Linked DNA regions of Homo sapiens: region 1 is linked to region 2. A link is a contact called in ENCODE Hi-C or POLR2A ChIA-PET data. All regions are on one chromosome and are shown on one strand. The core of a region is the stretch at or near the end of the contact, and the rest is flanking DNA. Distances in the headings are between cores, read along the strand shown.

Evidence for each region. Hi-C counts contacts between places; a loop is a spot of excess contacts on that map. ChIA-PET counts read pairs that join two places held with the same protein, here RNA polymerase II (POLR2A).
Region 1: a loop to region 2 is called in a map of posterior vena cava, with 2.7 times the contacts of the local background. The contact joins the promoter of OR4D1 here to the enhancer-like site in region 2. A Hi-C loop is called at or near these places in 1 of 168 maps with a recorded cell type or tissue (posterior vena cava). POLR2A ChIA-PET finds 5 or more read pairs at or near these places in 2 of 52 experiments (Panc1 and activated CD4-positive, alpha-beta T cell).

What each region holds. Positions count from the first base shown.
Region 1 is chr17:58,146,564-58,152,658 of GRCh38, reverse strand. OR4D1 (olfactory receptor family 4 subfamily D member 1) reads right to left here and starts at 4,275. Exons shown (of 4, transcript NM_001386095.1): 1 at 4,075-4,275; 2 at 2,863-3,230.
Region 2 is chr17:58,044,262-58,050,278 of GRCh38, reverse strand. No RefSeq gene overlaps it. Among named protein-coding and RNA genes, the nearest start is that of DYNLL2-DT, 36 kb to the left of the region's middle. Within about 2 kb of position 3,383, at least 2 of the 41 ENCODE cell types and tissues checked have a DNase peak (open chromatin) inside an H3K27ac peak, as active enhancers do.

The sequences.
Region 1 (6,095 bases), core at 3,026-5,525, 100 kb before region 2:
CCAGCCTACCACCCCCATACATTTTTATATGCTTTTATCAGTCAGAGATGAACACTGAAGTTTTTATGGATGTAAAGAAAAGATGTCTTGGTCTTGCCTTAAAATACTTTATTAAAGGTGAGAGGAGTATGTGAAGCAAGACTGGCAAACTGTTGGTAATAGTGGTAATTCTGAAAATGGTGATTCTCTCTACTTTGTAAATATATACAAATTTCCATGATAAAACATAAGATGAAAAGCCTCAGAGATACTCTAGTTTTGATCCTGATGTCTTTGTATTATTTGGGTATTTTTACTTTGAATGAACTATGTATAAATCATGATGGAAGGAAGGGATTTTAAAATAAAATAACATGGCTGCGTGCAGTGGCTCATGCGTTAATCCCGGCATTTTGAGAGGCCGAGGCGGCCAGATCACCTGAGGTCAGGAGTTCGAGAGCAGCCTGGCCAACGTGGTGAAACCCCATCTCTACTGAAAATACAAAAATTAGCTAGGCGTGGTGGCAAGCACCTGTAATAATATAATAATAATTCAAATGTATCTAGAATTTACTAATTATCCAAAAAGTTAAAGATAAAATATAATAAGGAACAATTTTTAAAAATTATGTTAACATTGATCTTTTAAAAACTTGTAATACTCAGCATTATTGAGAATTTAGAGCAATAGATAAATCACTGGTAGTACAATCTTTCTAGAAGACAATTTGAAAATATGTGCCAAATCCATAAATTATTTATACTCCCTGACCCAGTAATTTCTGTCTTAGGGATTTGTTTTAAAGAAACAATGAAAACTAATTTTTAAAAATGTATGCTTAAGGATATTCATCACATTATTATAATATTGATAAACTAGAAACAACATAAATGCATGACTATAAGATATTGGTTAAATAAAATATGGTTCCTCCATGGGATGAAATACTAGTTAAGAATAAATATATCCTAAAAGGATGTTTAACTCTATGGGATTTGATTTTACCATGGGAGGGGCAGCAGTGATTGCACTGATGCTCTTATAAGGGAATTGAATGGATACATGTGAAAAGATAGCTCTATTGATCATGTCCTTTGCGGGGACCTGGTTGGAGCTGGAAGCCATTATCCTCAGCAAACTAACACAGGAACAGAAAACCAAACACAGAGTGTTCTCACTTACAAGTGGGAGCTGAACGATGAGAACACACGGACACGTGAGGGGAAAAAACACACACTGGGGCCCGTCAGGGGGGAGGCGAGGGGAGGGAGAGCATCAGGAGGAATAGCTAATGGATGCTGGGCTTAATACTTAGGTGATGGGATGACCTGTGCAGCAAACCACCATGGCACATGTTTACCTATGTAACAAACCTGCACATCCTGCACATGTACCCCTGAACTTAAAATAAAAGTTGAAGAAAAAAAAGATCTTCATCAACCTTTACAGACAAATATAGACAGGATTATCTCTAAAATTATCCATGAGGGGTTTTAAGACTCAAAGTATTGTTGTTTTAAAGAGAGAATTACAAAATATTTTGATAAACTATAGTATAAATATAAAGGGAAAAAATGGACATGGAAAACCAAAATGTTACCAGTGTGAATAGTGGTTATCTCTGGTTGATGGGATTGATGGAACATATATTTTCTCTTCTTTACAAAATTTTTTTTATTTCTTGTAATTTATAAATTGTCATAAAATTTTAATCAAAAAAAGCAAAAGAAGTATTATAATGAGACCAAGAAAAAGAAAAGGTAAGAGCTGAAAAACTTCTTAGCATGAGCACTGTCGGGGCGAAAGACAACCGCAGGTGTGCAAGGGGAAGGGTTCGGGGAAGGAGAAACCTCAGAACACTGAGGAAAAGGGAGAGAGAGAAAAAGAGGAGGAGACGCAGTGTGGGAAAAGGGAAAGCTCTTCTGTAAAAGAGAGGAGAGAAGGAGACCGTGATTCCCAGGACTGTTGCAGAACCGCTGGATTCCTCCCCTCCTCATAACCAGTTCTTCAGTTTGAGTGTCACTGTAATGGCTAAAGCCCGTCAGTAACCGTGGGTTCTTTCAGCTCCATCTGGCACTGTGAGCTGCCTGTCATTATTATGAAATCATTCTTGCTACTTCTTTACTCTAAACCCAAATACCTCTCTGGCTCTCCTATTTCTGTCTGTTATCCCCTCACCCAGCTAGACTTCTCCCTTGAACTCCACATGTATTATCACCAAGGCATATTCGTTCTTCCTTTGAAATTACTGCCAAATTATTTTTCCTATCTGGCTTATTGCTGTGGGCCTCCAAGTGGGTTCTTGCCTCCAGGTTTTGGTCCATTTTAATCCACACTGTGCAACATAGTACATACATAAACTTCTTCAACAACATCTTCCCCCTCTATTTCAAAAGGTTTTCAAAAATTTTCCATGGCTCTTTATTGTCTACAGGAAGGAATTTGTACTTAGTTAGGATTTCAGGGGCTTCCACACAAACAGGCTCCTACCTTTCTTTCCAGGTCCATCTGCCACTTAATAGTAGTAGTAGTAAGCATTTATTGTAATTGTAGTAATGGTAATAACTGTGGTAGTAAGCATTTATTGTTGTAATAGCAGTAATTGTCATCGTAGTAAACATTTTTTGAATGCTTACTATGTGATAGACACTATACTAAATATTTTGCTGGCATTATCTTTTTTAATTCTCACATATTATTCCCATGTTTATAAGTATAGTAAGTACCATAAATTATCTCCACTTTACAGATAAGTAAACTGTGGCTTGAATAGGTTAACTAATTTCTCCCAGATCACATGGAGAAGAAGAAGCAGAGCTGGGATTCTGAGCCAGGTCTGATTGACCCAGAATTTGCACTCCTAATGACTATTCTCCTCTTACCTGCTCTCCTCTAAGAAGATTCAGCTTCAGCCAAACTTATCTCTTCTTCGGTCCCTCAGGTCTCAGTGCCTTCATCCAGTCAGTGCCGCATCTGAATTGCTTTTCTGTCCTGTTCACCTGTCTGAATTCTACCCTTCCTTCAAGGTTCAAGAGTAATTAGCTCTTCCATAATGTTGCTATGCCTTGGTATTTTTTCATGAGGATGGCTCTGTTCCTCACATGTGTTGTAATTTCAGTGCAAATCCAATATGTTAAGTATTACACAGTACGTGGTACACACAGACCCTTTCTCATAGTTGGTTCCCAAAAGAATGTGTGATTGCTTAATGGAGGACAGGGTGCTGGGATGGGCCAGACTGCCGTGAGAGCTGGGAAGAAAGAGAGAGTAGCCACTGGATAGAATGCAGTTTATAGGACCTCAAAGAGAATCCAAGAATCCTAATTCCCAGCATCACCAGATTTACAATCCTAGAAGCATCATCTTAGCATGGCCCGATTCTTTCCACAAACCCATCAGAATCTTTGCAAATGCTTCCTCCCCCTACATGCATAGAAAATAGATTTAGAGGGATTCTAGACAAGAAAGAAAATAGACATAGGGAGGGACATGGATCTGTATGGGGAAAGGGGAGGATTCTAGACCTCTTCTGTTGTTACTCAATCTTCTCTCCCATCTGTCTTTGCTCTTAGAAAATCAGCCCACACAGGACTAGGAGAGACGAGGGGAGAAGGAATAAGTGGGTTCCCAAAATGGGGTAGAATCTAGTCTGTTGTCATCCAGGGAGCATTAACAGGTATTGTTAAACACAAGATTTAAGAAAAGAGAGGATAAGATGGAGGGACAGCAATAAAGAAGGGAAGAAAATCTGGAGTGAGTGAGAGAAGCAGGCAGGAGAAGGGGGAAGATGGAGGAAGATGAGACTTAAAAAGGAACAGTAGAGGGTGGAAAGTGTCAGAGCAAGACCTGTTTGTGTTTTCTCCTAGGTGTGGGAAGAAGCTGTAGTATGTATGTGGGAGGCGGGGGAGATAACAGTGTATGTCTATATTCCGCTCTCCCTCCCACCCTCTGTTCTAAATTCCACCCAGCACATAAGCCAATACAGACAAAAGTCTTAATGTTAGATAAAATCAATGTTTCCCAAATCCCGTTCCCCTTGCATTAATGCCTGATGACTTCCCCCATGCCTTCCCTCCACCCCATGCTTGTCTCACGATAGGCTTTGTCGTGCTGATTTGTCCATGGGAAGGACAATGAGGCCATCACCTTCCTCCAGCCCACAGTGGCCAAGAGGACTTAGAGCCTCCCATCTCCCAGGTCACTCTTCTCCTGTAGCTCCATTCTTCTCCTGGCCTCTCTCAGACAAGGAACACATATGGGATTGGCCTTAAGGAAAGGGAAATTCCTTGGGGAGTAAAACTTAGGCTTAATTCATAAGATAAAGCCTGGCTCAGGCTGCTAAGGGCAAATGAGCAATGGGAGTTATTAAAAAGTATGTGAGATGTTGCATCAGATGCACATAATTATTGGGAGACTGTCTTGGGGCCAACATTTCAGAGTTACTGATCAAAGGACCAAGATGAAGAAGGATAAGAACCCTAAAGAGACGTGAATTCCCAGGGAGGTTTACAAGAACCAAATCCCTCAGCACCATGGGCAGTGCAAGGCCTCCACCCTCTCCTATCACCACTGTAGTTGGAAAAGTGAGTTATGTCCTAGGACACAGTCCAGGTCACCCCCTCTATAAACTCCAAAGCCTTTTTCATATGTACAGTCATTAAGGTACCATCTCTTATCCCAATCTCTGATCTGCTCTTCTCTCAGCCAAAGTGAACTCTCAATGTAAATTGGCTAAGTTCATCCTCAAGATATAATTCAACTACCATAAGCTTCACAATTATTAAATGATTTTAACCATTCAGTGGTTTTTAGTATATTCACAAACTTGTGTAACCATCACCACTACCTAATTCCAGAACATTTTCTTCGTTCTGAAAAGAAATCTCATATCCTTTAGCAGTCACTGCCCATTCTGTTCTCTCCTCAGTCTCTGGAAACCACTAATCTACTTTTTGTCTCTGGATTTGCCTGTTCTGGACATTTCCTAAAAATTGAATCATATAACACACATATGATGATATATGGCTTTTGTGTCCTGCTTCTTTCACTTATGTTTTTAAGTTTCATCTGTACTGTAGCATGTACCAGTACTAGTCATGTACCAGTCATTCCTTTTTATGACTGGATAATATTACATCATATGGATATACCACTTTTGTAAATCAGTCAGTCAGCTCTCGGACATTTGAGTTCTTTCCACTTTTTAGCTATTATGAATAAAGCTGCTAGGAATATTCATGTATAGGATTTTGTGTGGATGTATTCTTTCATTTTTCTTTGGTATATAGCTAGATGTGGAATTGCTGGATTTTATAGCAACTGTGCCTAATCTTTTGAGGAATAACCATCTTACTTAGAATAGTGAGAGTGAAGTGGCATCTCATAATTTTCGCATTTGTATTTATAAAGAATATGGTCTGTAGTTCTTTTCTTGTATCTTTGTCTGGCTTTGGTATCAAGATAATGCTGGCCTCATAGAATGTGTTAAAAAGTGTTCCCTTTGCTTCTGTTTTTTTTTTTTTTTTTTACAAGAACTTGCATAGTATTGGTGTTCATACTCCTTTAAATGTTTGGCAGAATTTACCACTAAAGCCATCTGGTACTGGACTTTTCTTGGTTGGGAGGTTTTTTAAACACTGATTCAACATTTACTTGTTATAGGTCTGTTGAGACTTTCTATTTCTTTTGAAATCAGTTTTGGTAATTTGTGTTTCCAGGAATTTTTCCATTTAATCTAAATTAGCCAATTTGTTGGCATATAGTGCTCATAGTACTCTCTTACAATCCTATTAATTTTTGTAAGGTTGGTAGTAATGTTTCTGATTTTATTTATTTGCCTCTTCTCTTTTTTTCTTAGTTTAGCTAAACATTTATAAATTTTGTTTATCTTTTCAAGAACTAACTTTGGTTACATTGATTGTATCTATTGTTTTTCTATTCTCTACTTCATTTATCTCTGCTCTAATCTGTATTGTTTTTTTCCTTCTGTTGGCTTTGGTTTTAGTTTGCTCTTCTTTTTTTAGTTCCTTAAAGTGTAAAGTTAGATAATTGATTTGAGACGTTTTTCCTTTTTTATGTAGGATTTTACAGCTATAAAATTCTAAGTATTGCTTTC
Region 2 (6,017 bases), core at 2,134-4,633:
CTAAGACTACAGGTGTGCACCACCACGCCTGGCTAATTTTTGTATTTTTAGTAGAGATGGGGTTTCATCACATTGGCCAGGCTGGTCTTGAACTCCTGACCTCAGGTGATCCACCCGTCTCGGCCTCCCAAAGTGCTGGGATTACAGGCGTGAGCCACTGAATCCGGCCTGTTATATTTTTTATTATACTGCCTGCCACCTAGGAAGTTCTATGTGATAAAAGCTAGTAATATCCCCTTGTTACAGATGAAGCCACACTTATGTCACTTGCCTATGGGCACATAGTAAGGGCCAGAGTCAGAGACTAAAACTCAGTATTGGGTCAAATGAGAAAGAAGCCAGTCTATTGAGGAGCAGCCAGTCCAGAGGTATTTTAGGTGGGCCTCCTTTGAGGCTTACTTCCCCACATCCAACAATATCTGCTACCATTTAAAAAAATTATTCTTCTTGAGATAGCCTGAGTTGGTTTTGTTATTTACAACCAAAAATGCTCTGACCAGAGTAACCGCACCAAGGGGCAGAACAGCCTACGCACCGTGTGAGTGATGCAAGCTGAGAATGACTAGAAAAACTAGCTTAAGGGCCAATGGCAAAATTCCTCTGTGGGAGAGAATTGTTGGCATCTAAAATATAGGCTTAGGGAATAAACCTGAAGTGGAAGGGGGACAAAAGGAGAGTTGAATTGCTTGGCTTAAAAACTGGGTGGGGGCCGACCACCAGAAAGACCAGCAAGAAATTTGTTTTGTTCATTCAGCCTCCTAAGAGGAAATTTTGGGTTGACACCAATTTGACTTTATTTATTTTATTTTGAGACAGGGTCTCTTTCTGTTGCCCAGGCTGGAGTATGGTGATGCAATGTCGGCTCACTGCAACCTCGACCTTCTGGGCTCGAGGCCTCCTCTCACCTCAGCCTCCTGAGTAGCTGGGACTACAGGCATGTACCACCACGCTCAGCTAATTTTTAAATTTTTTGTAGAGATGAGGTCTCACTATATTGCCCAGGCTGGTCTCAAACTCCTGGGCTCAACGATCCTCCCACCTTGGCCTCTCAATGTGCTGAAATTACAAGCATGAGCCGCTGCGCTCGTCCTCCAATTTGACTTTATTATGAAGCTGTAATAAGGAAATAAGCATCCTTGCACCCCAAACTTTTTTTTTGAGACAGGGTCTCACTCTGTCTTTACCCAGGATGCGGTGGCTTGATCATGTCTCACTGCAGCCTTGATCTCCTGGGCTCAAGTGATCCTCCCACCTCAGCCTTCCAAGTAGCTGAGACTACAGGAGCACACTACCATGCCCAGCTAATTTTTTTATTTTTGTAGAAAGGGGGTCTCGCCAGGCACAGTGGCTCCTGCCTGTAATCCCAGCACTTTGGGAGGCCAAGGCAGGCAGATCACCTGAGGTCAGGAGTTCAAGATCAGCCTGGCCAACATGGTGAAACCACATCTTTACTAAAACTACAAAAATCAGTGGGGTGTGGTGGCATGCACCTGTAATCCCGGCTGCTTGCGGGGCTGAGACAGGAGAATCACTTGAACCTGGGAGGCAGAGATTGCAGTGAGCTGAAATCGTGCCACTGCACGCCAGCCTGGGTGACAAAGCAAGACTCAGTCTCCAAAAAAAAAAAAAGAAAAGAAAAAAAGAAAAAGAAAAAAGAAAGGGGGTCTCACTATGTTGCCTAGGCTGGTCTTGAACTCCTGGGCTCAAGCAATCCTCCTGCCTCGGCCTCCCTAATTGCCAAAATTTGATCATATCTCCAGTTATTTCCTTAAGGCCAAATTCTAAGAAAACAGGGCATAAGGTATCTATGCCTGGTGACCAAACAATTTAAAACCTGGAACCAAACTTCCCCACCAGAAAGACTGAAACAGTTTAGATTTCTGTCAGCAGTGAATGAAAGTGCTTGGTTTCTCAGGGTGTTCCCATGGTGTTAAATCCTTGAGAAATAGGTGAAAATTGCTTTAGTTTGTATTTTGTTACTGGTGAGTCTGAACTTTTTTTTCATATATGTATTGGCTCTGTCTATTTTTCTTTTAAAAATTGCCTTCTCCAGGCCTTTGCTCTCTCCCCTGTCTGGTGCTTCCCATCTTTTTTGTGCACAAAAATCCCACCTCTTCCCTGCCTTCTCATACAGCTCATACTGGTTTATTCATCACAACCCATCATAAAGTGACCAATTTGCTTGGTCTTATAACTGAAAGTCCCATATGCTGGAAATGCTCTCAGTCCCTGGCACACTGGAACAGTTGGTCACCCTACTTCTGGGCCTTAGATTGTTTTTCCCCCGCAGCAAAATGAGGACCAGATGTTCTCTGGTGTTGCTCCCAGCTCTTCATTCATTCGCTCCACAAATATGCACCATGCTATCATGCTCTACTGCTCTGGGCAGTCATTCTGCTAGGGAGGCATCAAGGACTCCTCAGTAAACAGGACCCGACTATCCCTACCATCCATGATGGCTCCCTGGAGGAATCATATCTTGATGAATTTGCAACAAAAAAACCTTAATGTGATTGGTTGATGGCAGATAAGGAAGCCCTAATAGGGGGCAGGAAGAATGTCCCTTGGATACACCAGAAGGAATTTAGATGCCAGGAAGCGTGAGAGAGAGATGAAGGGACCAAAAGATAAATCTGACTTACTTTGAAGTTTGGCTGAAGATCAACCCAGAAATAGCTGTGTGTATTTCCCCAGAACCAGAGGCAGATGTCCCACCATCTGAGGCTGTCTTTCCCCTCACACCCTTCCCAGATTCCTGAGCCCTCAGCATAGGCATTTCAGAATCTCCTTCTCTGGGTTCCAAGGCCTGTAATGTCTTATGCATCTCTTATATTGGCCCAGGTGTACATTCTCCAAGATTTTGGAAAGAGTTTCTCTCCCTGGGACAAATGAGCACCACCAGAGATCATGTATGCAGAGCAAGCACTTTTGTGCCCTCACATTATCAAATGGCAGAAAAGAAATGTCACAAAACCCAAGAAGGGGCCTCAAAGAAACTGTCAGGTACACAAAGCTGAGCAAAACCTCTCTTCTCACTGCCACAATCCATTGCGCCTGGCTTTTAAAATTCTAATTAAGAGAAAACGAAGACGGTGAACTCACTGAAGGCAAGAACAGAGGCCTGGCTCTAATTCCACCCACTCCGCACCACCCTCAAGCACTGAACCCAGAGCCTGTACACAGTAGGAGCTAAGTAAATACTAATGGAATTGAGTGGACCCGGCCCAGAGCAGAGGGAGCGGGAAGGGGAGGAGGGAGCTGGAGCCAAGGGCTCCTGCCGCCACCGCCTTCAGGCTGCGGGGAAAGTCGAAGGAAAAGCTTGCCAGACCTCTAACGAGTGCTCCACCGCCAGCAGGCTGCGATTGCTCATTGTGTTTGGTTATAATTAGCAGCATATTCTGCGATGGCAAAGCAGGCAGCGAGCAGGAGCAGGGCTGGAAACAGGCTGCCACCCTCGCAGCCATCAGTCCGGGGGCCCTGGGCTGCAGAACTTGGGCTCCTTCACTTCCTGGCCCTGCCTGCCCTGAATCCACTCTGGGTGTGGGCTGGCAGACCTTGATCGGTGATGCTGGGCCAACACCAGACCCCAAAGAGGAACTGTTTACTGTGATTGCATGAGAGCATGGCCTGAAAAATTGGGCTCACCTGGGTTTAAGACAAAGTTTCATTTGCAATGTACAAGCAATGTGACCGCAGGCAAGTAAGCCTCAGTTTCCCCATCTATAAAATGGGACAGTAATAATAGTACTCCTCTTTCTTATGGTGTGTGGTGAGACTTGAAACGGACAACTCATCTAAGGCACTTGGCAGAAGGCCTTGTGTGCTGTTGGCACTCGGTGCCTTGCAGCTACTATTGCAAAAGGGACAGAAGTGGCTTCTACTCTGGCCCTTTCCTCTCCCCTCTCTGCAATGTTTGTCTCACCCCTGCACAGGTGCTCAGCAGCCTGCAACTCCTTTCTCCACGCCTATGGAACCAGCTCTCAGGGGAGGGTCTGCCTTAGCAGTGTCAGTTCAGTGTGAACAGAGGGAACTGCATGACCTTTCCTAGGAGAGTGGCCTCAAATTTTTTAAACTGTGATCGACAGGACAAAATACATTTTACACAGTGACCAAAGGCACACATACCTATCAGTAAATAAAACAGAAACATAAGTTTCATGAAACCACACTCACACAAACCAAGTGCAATGCATTCTGATATGTTCTGTTCTCTTCCCTTCTATCACATTCTATTTATACATAGTCTCCAATTTATATTATATATTTTAATTTATGTTACATATGTTTACATTATATATTTTATATATTCTTCTAGCATATATATAACAGTTTTAAAGTTTTGCCAAAGGTCAGGATCCAGAAACCTTCAGTGTGAAAAACAATGCCCCAAGAGGAAGAGGTGACTTAGCTTTCATCTCTCACCATGGATTAAAAGCCTCTGTTCCTAAACTATCGAAAGAACAAAAAACCAAACACCGCATATTCTCACTCATAGGTGGGAATTGAACAATGAGAACAACACATGGACACAGGAAGGGGAACATCACACTCTGGGGACTGTTGTGGGGTCGGGGGACGGGGGGAGGGATAGCACTGGGAGATATACCTAATGCTAGATGACGAGTTAGTGGGTGCAGCGCACCAGCATGGCACATTTATACATATGTAACTAACCTGCACATTGTGCACATGTACCCTAAAACTTAAAGTATAATAATAATAATTTTTTTTAAAAAACTAACTTTTTAAACATTAAAAAAAAAAAAGCCTCTGTTCTCCATTCTTTTTTTTTTGAGATGGAATCTCGGCTCACTGCAACCTCCCCCTCCCAGACTCAAGTGATCCTCCCACCTCAGCCTCCCAAGCAGTTGGAACCACAGGCACACACCACAACACCCAGCTAATTTTTTGTATTTTTGGTAGAGATGGGGTTTCACCATATTGCCCAGGCTGGCCTCGAACTCCTCAGCTCAGGTGATCCACCTGCCTTGGCCTCCCAAAATGCTGGGATTACAGGCATGAGCCACTGTGCCAGGCCTCTTTTCCTGTTAAAGGGATTTTTTTTTCATCAGAGAGCTATTGAGAGAGAGAGAATTCTGAAAACCTGGAAGCTTTTCTCTAAAGCCACAGAGCATAATGAGAATGGGTTTTTGCATAAGTTCTTTTTAGGGGGGCTTCAGAATTAAGCTATTTCCCAAGAAACATGGAGGTCACCCATCCTTTGCTCCTATACTAACTTGCAAGCTAACTTTTCCTTAGCTGGGATTCCAGCAAATCTTCCAAATACCACTATGCCTAGGTGCCAGGGAAGGGCAAGATTTATGTAAACTCAGCCAAACAGGAAATACTCTGAGCTAGGATTATTGTACTTATGGGTTTTCTCCATAACAAAATCAGGGCATGTGGCCTCACAAGTACCTATGAGGACAATAGGATAAAATATTTAAAACTGAAACTGTCCTGGAAAGTCTCCAACTTGGGACTGCATGGTTATCATGAGAAGTGGAGAATCTGATGCCAAGAGAGTCAGGAGGGAGAAATCCTCTCTCCTATGCACCCAGGTCTTGCCTTCTGGTTTGGGGGAAGGAGCCTTGGGTTTCCAGAACCTTCTGGAATACCAGAACTCTCTCCTAATACCCTTGAGCATTGTATTAGTCTATTCTCATGCTGCTAATAGAGACATCCCCGAGGCTGGGTAATTTATAAAGAAAAAGAGGTTTAATGGACTCATAGTTCCACACGGCTAGGGAGGCCTCACAGTCATAGCAGAAGGCAAAGGAGGAGCAAAGTCATGTCTTACATGGCAGCAGGCAAGAGAGACAGCATGTGCAGGGCAACTCACCTTTATAAAACCATCAGATCTTGTGAGACTTATTCACTACCATAAGAACAGCACAGGAAAGACCTGCCCCCATGATTCAGTTACCTCCCACTGGGTCTCTCCCACGACACGTGGGAATTACGGGAGCTACAGTTCGAGATTTGGGTGAGGACACAGCCAAACCATATCAAGGATA